Regions from separate parts of the Homo sapiens genome. Here region 1 is linked to region 2. Evidence: read pairs that join two places in POLR2A ChIA-PET (ENCODE). Cell type or tissue: IMR-90. All regions are shown on one strand. Links, peaks and the distances in the headings refer to the core of each region. The heading gives the core; the rest is flanking DNA.

What was found. ChIA-PET counts read pairs that join two places held together with the same protein. Peaks named below come from ENCODE experiments on the same cell type or tissue, not always from the same donor. Only the 100,000 strongest peaks of a DNase experiment are listed, where the experiment ranks them.
Region 1: POLR2A ChIA-PET joins it to region 2 with 6 read pairs; 4 of 35 experiments call an interaction of 5 or more read pairs at or near these places.

What each region holds. Positions count from the first base shown.
Region 1 is chr22:46,460,562-46,465,864 of GRCh38, reverse strand. It overlaps CELSR1 (cadherin EGF LAG seven-pass G-type receptor 1), which reads left to right. Exons shown (of 35, transcript NM_001378328.1): 2 at 1,520-2,158. Among named protein-coding and RNA genes, the nearest start is that of CELSR1, 74 kb to the left of the region's middle. RefSeq lists enhancers at 1,996-2,502, 2,028-3,227. In IMR-90, for the core only: no CTCF peak of the experiment used is centred there; a DNase peak (open chromatin) is centred at 2,964; H3K27me3 peaks cover 726 bases.
Region 2 is chr22:46,348,408-46,353,710 of GRCh38, reverse strand. It overlaps TRMU (tRNA mitochondrial 2-thiouridylase), which reads right to left. Exons shown (of 11, transcript NM_018006.5): 5 at 3,248-3,420; 6 at 1,537-1,590; 7 at 1,381-1,447. Among named protein-coding and RNA genes, the nearest start is that of TRMU, 15 kb to the right of the region's middle. In IMR-90, for the core only: no CTCF peak of the experiment used is centred there; no DNase peak of the experiment used is centred there.

The sequences.
Region 1 (5,303 bases), core at 186-5,185, 110 kb before region 2:
GCCTGCGTTTCTGGGTGTGAAATTTGGCTTCTGCCTCCGTTTTCCTCACCTGTGAACTGGGGGTGGTGCTGGTTCTGTTAGAATCTCTTGGGATCTTGGGTCCACTGCACCTGCACGCATCTGTGGCTTCTGCAGTGGTTGCATTTCTTTGTTGTTTAGACAAATTACCTGACTCCAGGTCCCTCCCAGATGTGACTGGTGGCTCCTGGTGCTGGGAAAGCGCCGGGTGCGGAGCCACCTGCTGCTCTTGTTCCGTTTCCTCTTGGGATCCCCGCGTGCCGCTGTGCCTTGTCGGGTGTGTTGCCGGGCTCGGGGTGACAAGGTGGCCTCTGGGCCTCATCACCCTCCAAAGGCCCAGACACTTCCTCACAGTCCCCAGAATGAGAGGGAGGAGGGCCTGGCCCTCTCTGGCTCCCTGCCCAGCTCCTGTCCTCCTGACTGGGGCAGTTACTGAGGCCCAGGACTCTGAGGGGTGACAGGGGCCCCACGCTCCATGGAAACCAGGGTGGGAGCTCTTGTGGGGGCCATGGGCAGGGGGCCTCATGGGGTGGGATGGGGTGGGGGCTCCTGGAACACAGAATCCGAGCCAGGCCTGGAGGACCTGGACTTGGCAGGCTATTCTGCAAATCCCACCCCACATCTGAGCCCGGGCCTGGAGGTGGCAGGTGAGGGCCCCTGGGCAGGGGCCGCTGCTCCGTCCCTGGGAGCCACTGGTACCCATGACCCACCCCCTGAACGTCTCATCCAATTCTGGGCCTGGAACCGATGATGCATGCGACTTTGCAACCAAGGTGCTCCACCGTCTTGGCCTCAGACTCCTAAGTACCTCACTTGATGATGTGTTTACTGCTGGCTGAGAGGCTGCTGTGTGTCTTTGTAAAGCGGTGCTCCTCGGCCCCTCCTGTGTGCTGGGCATGTGGAGTTGCGTGGGGTACAGCCGAGCTAAGTGGGACCCTCAGCACAGCACGTCGGTGGGGATGTCGCCTGGGCAGGACCAGGGCGGGCTTGCCAGGCACTGCAGAGTTTGAGCTGAGCTGCGAGGACAGGAAGAACTGTTGGGAGGTTGGGCAGGGTGGGATCCCTGGAGGCCAGGGCAGGTGCAGAGGAGGTAGAAGGGGGCTTCAAGTCCTCATGTGGCTGGAACCAAAGCGTGTGAGGAGTTTCAGGCAGTGAGGGGCTGAATCCTGGTGGTCGTCAGGGTGCCCTGCTGAGCACCTTGGGGCCCTCTGAGGGATTCGGAGCCAGAGAAAGATGTGATCGGAGCTGTGCTTTAGGAAGCCAGGGCAGGGGTTAGGGTGCCGGAGGAGGGAGGGTCAAGGTGGTGGTCATGGGGGGCAGGGGCCAGGGTGCTGAAGGAGGAAGGGTCAAGGTGGTGGTCATGGGTGGGGAATGGGGAGTGGGGATGCCCAGGCTCTCTTCTCCTTTGCCAAGCATGCCTGAGGCTGCTCCTGGGATGGGGCCTATAGGACCTGTGACTCCCGCAGCATCTGAATGACCCTGACTTTCCTTGTGTCTGCAGATGGCATCCACAGCGTCACGGCCTTCTGCACCCTGCGTGTCACCATCATCACGGACGACATGCTGACCAACAGCATCACTGTCCGCCTGGAGAACATGTCCCAGGAGAAGTTCCTGTCCCCGCTGCTGGCCCTCTTCGTGGAGGGGGTGGCCGCCGTGCTGTCCACCACCAAGGACGACGTCTTCGTCTTCAACGTCCAGAACGACACCGACGTCAGCTCCAACATCCTGAACGTGACCTTCTCGGCGCTGCTGCCTGGCGGCGTCCGCGGCCAGTTCTTCCCGTCGGAGGACCTGCAGGAGCAGATCTACCTGAATCGGACGCTGCTGACCACCATCTCCACGCAGCGCGTGCTGCCCTTCGACGACAACATCTGCCTGCGCGAGCCCTGCGAGAACTACATGAAGTGCGTGTCCGTTCTGCGATTCGACAGCTCCGCGCCCTTCCTCAGCTCCACCACCGTGCTCTTCCGGCCCATCCACCCCATCAACGGCCTGCGCTGCCGCTGCCCGCCCGGCTTCACCGGCGACTACTGCGAGACGGAGATCGACCTCTGCTACTCCGACCCGTGCGGCGCCAACGGCCGCTGCCGCAGCCGCGAGGGCGGCTACACCTGCGAGTGCTTCGAGGACTTCACTGGTAGGTGCCCGGGCTCACCCTGGCTTTGTGTACATGTCCCCAGGTCACATGGCCGAGGGTCTCAGGTGGTTTCCTCTGTTTACTTCCCTCCGGGGAAAACAGCTGGAGGATGGGCGCTGGGCCCAGGTGTGGGCTCCACGAACCTTGAGATGATCTCAGTAACGGTACTTTTTTTTTTTTTTTTAACTTTTTTGAGATGATCTCACTCTATTGTCCAGGCTTGAGTGCAGTGGCGTAATCTTCGCTCACTACAACCTCCGCCTCCTCGGTTCAAGCGATTCCTCTGCCTCAGCCTCCCGAGTAGCTGGGGTTGCAGGCACAGGCCACCACGCCCAGCTAATTTTTGTATTTTTAGTAGAGATGGGGTTTCGCCATGTTGGTCAGGCTGGTCTTGATCTCCTGACTTCAAGTGATCCACCCGCCTCAGCCTCCCAGAGAGCAGGGATTACAGGCGTGAGCCACCGTGTCCGGCCAGCAATGGCACTTTCTTAGCCAGCTCGGGGCTTCCCTGACCGTAGCCCACGGCTTACTCACTTTCCCTGCCCGACTTAACTGCCTGCTTTAGGAGAACAGTAGGACAAGGTTACAGGGTGAGATCCACTTAAAAGAAAACCTAAACGCATGAAATGACATGAGTTGCTTTTAAGTGGCCCTCAGGTGAAAGTACTTTATTCCAGATTGCAGGCTTAATTGGTTAGCGTAAAACAGTGGAACCAGGTGGAAACCATTGAGCCATTAATCATTTGGGTCTTGAAATCCTGTTTTTTCATGCCTCCCTGTCACCGTAGAAATTTCGTGACTCATCCTCCCGCCTCTGAAGATGCTCTTTCCTTGATACCTCCTGACTCATCACCAAGATGAATTACTCCAAATGTAGCCAACGGTGGTTTTTAAAAATAAAGAGCCACCCCGAGAGCGGTACAGAAACACACATTCTCTGCATCTCAGCGCACATCTTGCTTTGGTCTTTGATTGGCTGTTCCACAAAATGACGGCTCATTTGATAAGCGAGTTTACAATGGTCCCAGTGGTGAATAGTCTGTCTTTTTTTTTTTTTTTTTGAAAGCTCTCTGGGATTAGGCAGGATTTGGTTCATACCGGAGATAACTTTGAGACTCTTCCATCGACTGTGTCCTCGATTAATCTGTTTAATATAAACACCTGAGCAATCGTTAGCTGCTCGTTACCAGCACATAGCACAAGTTTATCGAGCTTATAACAAGGGTTTGAGGTATTAGCAGGTATTTATCAGGCAGGAAGAGCGCAGGGGAGCAGAGAGAGAGAGGAAGGATGGCTTCCAAGGTTCTCTGCATCAGAAGTGGAGGGAAAACCACCAGCACGGGTGTTGGCAGCCTGATGCAAGGGTGCTCCCGGCTCTGACTTCCTGCGCTCCAGGTTGGTGGCCCTCTGGTCATATGGCAGGTGGAAGGAAGGCAGTGTGGTCACCTGCCCCGTGGTGTTCCCACGCCTGCTAGTCTGTGGCTGTCTGTTGGTGCCGTCTGGGTCTGGGGCTCTTCCCCCCGCTGTCTCTCACTGAATGCTAATCCTAAATTCCTGGCTATACCGGGGCTCGGCTGTGGGCAAGGCAGGCAGGCAGGCAGAGGCGGCGGGAGACCCCCGCCTCCCACAGCCCACACCTGCGTTGGGTTTGGGGGTGGGGACGACTCCAGGTATGAGCAGGCCTGAACCAGGCCCCCTCCTCTGCTCTTTCAGTGGATTCCTGTTCTGTGTCAGCTTCCCCAGGTCCCCTTCCTCCCCTTTGCCCCTCACGGCCTTGAGTGGGCTGCTCTGCCTCTCTGAAGGGCCAGCTTGGATGTAGCAGTGGCCAGCACGGTCAGCGCCCCTTCCCCGAGCCAGTGCCTGCCATGTGGCCTGGGTGGGGGGCGCTTCGTCGACTTCCCTGCTTCAGATGAAGAAGCCGTGGCCGCGGGTCCCTGGAAAGGGGCCTGTTACGCTCCCAAGAGTTGGCAAGGACGCCATCTTTACTCCGCAGATAGTACCTACTGTATACCAGGCCAGCGCACACAGCCAGACCTCCCCCAGCCTGTTCTGGGGGGTGACCAAGTTCATCTGTGCCGTTGGCTTTTTCATGGGTAGAGGGGACTGTGCAAGCACCCACCACCTCTGGCTTTGTCAGATGAGTCAGGAGCCCTAGGGTAACGTCTAACGTGGCTTTGAGACCTGCATCGGCCTTCCAGGCCGCCAGTCCAGGCTGCAGGAAGCTTGGGGCTGCACTGGGCAGGGGTGGTCGAGGCCCCTGGGGACCCCTGGGCCAGCAGATCCCCTCTGAAGATGATTGACCCATTGGGGGGAACCCACCTTCTGAGCTTCTCAGGTTTTCTTTTCATCGGGAGAGTCATTTTTAGAAAACTAATGACTGGGGAACGGCCAAGTCTGTCATCACCAGTAAGACCCACTAACATGTAATGATTGGCATGAGACTAATTTGAATCTCTTTGGGTACCAAAATTATCATATGTATTTCCCTCGGAGATAAGGCTAATTAAGACTGATTATTTCTACTCCGTCCCTCTTCCTCCCCTTTTCCCTCTTTCCCTTTGAAGCGCTCCTTTTTCTGCGTGGAGGTAATTGAGCTCATTTATTCACGATGAAAGTGGTGCTGTCGGCAGAGGGGTTTTATTACTTGCTCCCTGGTAAGCCGAGCTCGGGGGCCTCACGGTTGCAAGGTTGGAATCGGCCCAAGTGGCTGCTGAAAGCCCCTGGCTTCTTGTGTTGCGGGACAGGAGACAGCAGGAGCTGGATGAAGGAAGTAGCAATTAATTTCAGGAAAAGCTCAACAAATTTGATGCTGGAGAAAATACTGATGGCTCTCCCGTGTCCCTGAAATCCATTTTGGCCTTAGAGAAGTCCAAGGCCCCAGGGTCTGTGGATTCCCCTGATCTTTGCAGGGAAAGGAGGGCTGCCACCCGCTCACGGCGTTGGGACTGTGGTTGGGGTCTGCAGCCATCCCATTCTCCGAAAGGGACGAGGGCAGGAAGCCTTAAGGCTCCGGCATCTTAGATGTGCCTGGGATGGCCTCCCAGTTTCTCCGCTCTGCAGAGAGTCCTAAACAACCCTGAGAGGCAAACACGGGCTGGTGTTCCTCGGTTCTCAGCCCCTCGGTCTTTTTGTAAACATCGTAGTT
Region 2 (5,303 bases), core at 174-5,173:
CGCCTCATCATGAAGGCAGATGCTGGGAGGGCAGCCCAGAGCAGGCCCAGCAATGGTGTAACTCACTAGGAAGATACGATTCTCCAACCACCAAAGCCAGCCCTGACCAAGCACCTGAGCACATCTCATCATTGTCCAGGCCTGGGCTGGACATGGGGTGTGGTGGCCACAAAGAAGGCACCTTGTGCCCCAGAAGGTGCAGGTTCCAGCTGTAGGAGCCCCTGACCCTAGGCCCAGGATGCGGCTGGGTGCCCTGTGTGACGCCAGGGGCCCTTCTTGCTGAGCCCATGACATAGCTGCACGTCTTCACAGTGTCCATCTAATGCAGTAACTGCATCAGGGCTACCCCCAGCTGCTCTGCGCACCCTCACAATGTCACACAGCAGATGGCAAACTCACTGCCTCCCTCCCCTGCAGTGGGGCACACAGGCAGAGAGAACCTCATGGGATTTACCACGTGGCCTGGGCCGGCAGCCTTCTTCAGTGAAGTGAACTGCAGGTGGAAGCCATGAGTCATCCAACTGGCTCCTGCTGGGGCCAGGGCTGGCAGATACATGGGCAATCCTGTCTGGCAGTTCTGTCCCAAGCAAAGCTGTCACCTCCACCTGTCTCAGGAATGCCTAGCCCCGGCTCCGCCTGCCGTCTCCCCTCCACAAGAGGTGGAAGATCTCCAAGTGCAATTCACTGCAAGACGCCCTACACCTGAGCTGCAGCCTGGCTCTCCTGGCCAGTCCCACAGCTCAGGTCTGTGCTGTGTCAAGACCTGCCTGATCATCACGCCGGCAGGCACATCCCCGCCACTGTACTAACCCAACAATGGCTGCACTCTGTCCCCACAGCAGGACTGCACACTGTGACTGACTCGGAGCCTGTCCCCTGACACCAGGCACAGCACAGGCTCACGCAGGCCTCACCGCAGTAAGGGTCTGCACATGAGCGAGCAGCACTCTGGCCAGCGCGGACGCCTGATCCCATCGCTGCATGTGGTCCTTAATCATTCACACCATGCCGGGACGTCCACCTTACTCCCTGAATCAGAGTGGAGTTTTGTGTAGTTTAACATTTTCCTTACACAGGAAGGAAATCATTCTTTTTACAGGGACTTGATACGTAACTCACAGAGTATAGTCCTTCCAAGTCAGAGGCGCGCTTTTCATGAACTCCAGCATCTCAGCTGAGGCCACATCTGGAAGTGCACCCAGCCACCATCAAGGCAACTGTTCCACCCTAGGCCGTGCCCGCCCCCGGCCGCCCCACAGAGCCTTCTACAATTCTCCAGCCAAGTGGAAGGGACGACAGGAACTCTGGTCTAGTCTCCCAGAGCTGAAACGCCACAGCTCTAGGCATTTCAGATGACAAGTGGCAGAGTCTGCACCTCACCTTTATGTGTTCCCAGAACCTTATTGTCTTCTATGGAAATAAAGTGACCAGGTCGAGGCTGCAGATACTGGAAAACAAACATGTCATTACCGACGGAGATCTAGGCCCAGGGCAGACACGCAGCCCCATCTCTTTGTGTCAAAGAGCAGCACGCACCTGAAGAAGGAAATGTTCAAAATTCCTCTTCCCGATGAAACACATGCCCATGCTCTGAAATGAGAAGACGGCAGCCGTGAGAGGAGCAGAAGTGGCGGTGGCCCAAGCTGTACCCAGACGTCCTGAGCGGGCCCTGGGGCCTCCCGGCCTCACCCCACACTTTGCTTCCAGGGTAGGGGCCCGGCTGCCCACCGGCACCCTCGGCCGCCAGTCACAGCCGGCGCACACGATGCCAGAGCCTTAGAGAACGCCTCATTGTCTCGGCCCGCGGGGTCTGACCCTGCGCGGGAGACCCTCACACCAGCTGCCCCGGGGAAGAAAGCAGAACCCGGTCAGGTCCTTCAGGCCACTGTCCTGCGAGGAGTGGGGGAGAGACAGGGACCAGAGAAGGGGCAGGTAGCAGGAAAGCCAGGCCTGAAGCTAAGGCCTTAGGGGAGGGCTCCAGGGGAGTCAGAGGAGAGAGGCGCCTTCCTCAAGCACATCTGCCCTAGCTGGGGAGCCTGGGTGGCGTGCGCTCTCCACCGTGGCCCCATCAGGGGCTGCATCGTTTACTCTGGTTTGTGTCTCTCAAGACTGCCCTTCCATCCCTGCGGCTCCCACCACAGAGCGACACCGGAAACGGAAAACAAGAGGAGAGGAGGACGGGCGGTGGGCGTGCTCTTCAGGGAAGATGGCTCTGATGAAAGGTATGGCCGTTTCCATTACCAGGAAGAGACACGAAGGAGCAACAGCTCCCACCGCACTGGCCCCTGAAGAGGTGAGGCTCATCCCACAGCGCCCTCGCCCTCCATCCCCAAGGCCCTCCCACGGGCTTCATCCTAGTTCCGCCAACACTCCGGGTTCTCTCTTTTTGAGACGAGTTTCGCTGTGTTGCCCAGGCTGTCCTCAAACTCCTGGGTGCGCTCGATCCTCCTGAGGAGCTGGGGCCACAGGCAGGCACCCCCACAGCGGCTCCCTGGCTTCTCCTCGCCTCAAGGCCTTTGCACTGCCGTTCCCTCATCTGGACTTTCCCAGCCCTCTCTGGGACACCGGATCCTCTCCTCCTTCAGGTCTCAGGTTCCATGTGACTTCTTTTGAGGCCGTTTTTGGCATCTCCATTCCCTACTCTCAGACCCCACTGGTGCTTCCCACCCAGGGTCCTACACCTCCCTCCGTAGACATTTTCTAGGTTTACACTGATTGGCCTCCTGCCTGTGTCCCCCACTCGCGGGCGGGCTCCATGGAGGCGAAGATGGAACTGTGTGCGCGTCACCAATTCCTCGCGGCCCAGCAGCACAGCGCCCGAACAGATGGCACCGAACGAGTCTGTGCCGGGCAAGCGGGTGACAGGGCACATGAGTGTGCAGACGGCGGCACAGCACCTGCCCCTCCAGGGGTCTCGGGGCTGCATCACACTGCCTGGCACTCACCTGGCAGGCAGGCCATCCCAAGAGCACCCCACCAGCTGCTAAGGCTGTGGGGAAAGCTGCCTACCACATAGGGGCAGAGGAGAGGAAAAAAGCAAGGAGTCTCGTATAGGCTGCTCCCGATGTCAGCAGAGCCCTGTACCGTGCGCCTCAGCAAACTCCTCCATCTATTGCTCCAAGGCCCGCCTTTGATGTTAGGTCCTGGAGAAGGGGAAGTGGTGCGGGACCCACAGGTCCAGCTGCTCCGTGCCATGCAGTCGGGAAAGGGAAACAGGCACTAATCAAAGGCAACTGCTCACTCGTACCTCTTTCTTCTGAAGCACATGATGAAGTCTATTCTCAGCAGCGATTTTCTTTACAAACTCTTTCGTTAATCCCCCCAGAGGGAAGATGGTTCTCCTCAGGGCATCCTGGGAAACCTGGCTGAGAAAGAAGGTCTGGTCTTTAAAGCTGTCAGCTGCCTGGAGGAGTTTTACCGCTGCCAAGAATAAAGAACAAAAGACGATGCAGGAATAAAAATAATGATACTTCACTTTCAACAATGTCCTTCTGTTCACTTAGACAGACTACCCCTAGCCTGTCAGAGGCAGACATCAACACTCAATAGCAACTACTAGGGAAAAGACCACCACGGGTTAATGTAAGAAAAATTCGCACCTCCAAAAAAAAAAACAAGGATTTTACATGACAAAGAAATTATTCCAGCTCATACTTCAGATTATAATATTTTCAAAGATGAAACATCACATGAAAAAATGTTCTCAAGTGATAAGAAAAAAAAAAAAAAACACCTAAAATAAATTCAGCCAAATCTTGGAAAATGGAGTAAGCTAGTTGCTGGCAGAAAATTCCACTGATATAGTGTCAGCTGTGCCTTCTTCCAACAACCACAGGATGTGTTCGTGCCACAGTGGTTTCAAGGACTCTACACTTTCCAGGTTCACTGCCCGGCGGCCAGCACATGCCTCCAGCAGCGCCCTACCTGTGAAGGCATTAGCTTTCTTGGTAAAAACGTTTTTTTGTTGAGAGTCTCAGCTGACATCTGTTAGGTGACCCTGCAGTTCCTCCGACATTCCCTATGTGATTGTAAAGAACCATTTCTGGCTTTAAGGCAACGGAGCAGAGGTGTGAGTAAACCTGGCTTAGAACCGTCCAGTTCTCCACTCTCGAGTTCAATGATCAATGGCAAAAAACTAAGACGAACGTCAGTTTTCTGGCTTCTTTCAATCTTTCTCATAAACTTCTCCTTTCGAGTTACACTCAGAGCACGCCACATGCCGTGACGGTCAGACAGCACACCTACCCTTCCTGGCTTGGCAGAGCCACGTGTACAGTACACACTCTGCGTAGCTAGTGTTTTCCATCTGCCGATTCCCACGTTAGCCGTGAGAGGGAGAATTCTCCCCACGTTACAGAGGGGAGACTGGAGCCGGCCCAGTTCATCACATATGACTCGCCCAAAGTGATGCAGGTGGAGGCGGTGGGGCTGGAGGCTGCCCAGCCTCCCGAGTCCCCCTCCCTTACTTGGCAGGTACAAACAGCAGAACTGAGTGACAAGTGAGACCAAGTTCAGCCGACCAGTCGCCACGGAAGCAGAGCACTTTCCAGAGTCCACTTTTTTTTTTTTTTTTGAGATGGAGTCTCGCTCTGTCGCCCAGGCTGGAGTGCAGTGGCACATCTCGGCTCACGGCAATCTCCGCCTCCTGGGTTCAAGTGATTCTCCTGTCTCAGCCTCCAGAGTACCTGGGACTACAGGCATGTGCCACCATACTCGGCTAACTTTTTTTTTTGTATTTGTAGTAGAGATGGGGTTTCACCATGTTGGCCAGGCTGGTCTGGAACTCCTGACCTCATGATCCGCCTGCCTTGGCTTCCCAAAGTGCTGTGATTACAGGCATGAGCCACCGCACCTGGCCTCAGAGTCCACTTTCAATCCCAAACTAACTGCAGTCAAACACTGCATGTGTGTAAAAGCCTCAGAAAACTAGGAGCCATTTGCATTTTCTCCTAGTTCTGCGTCATTTTAAAACAAACTAAAAATCTATGATTTTCAAAAAAGCAAGCTGGCGACCCTAACTGAACTGCTATAGAGGAAAAAGCACAGAAAGGAATGAACAACATTTGGAGGAGGCTGCCTGTGCTGGAGCCTCACTGACACGCCGGCTGCCGTGCTGGCTCTGCCAGGCCGGTGGTAGCACGCTGTGTGGGGGAAAATCAGCCCAGTCACAGGCCAGGCCTAGGAGCGCTGGTCTCAGGTGCTGACCGACCCTGAGCCCAGGCCGTCCACTGCCCCTGCAGGTGCTCTACCCAGAGACCCAGGCTGGGCCAGGGCAACTGAAGAAGAATGAAATGGAAACCTTA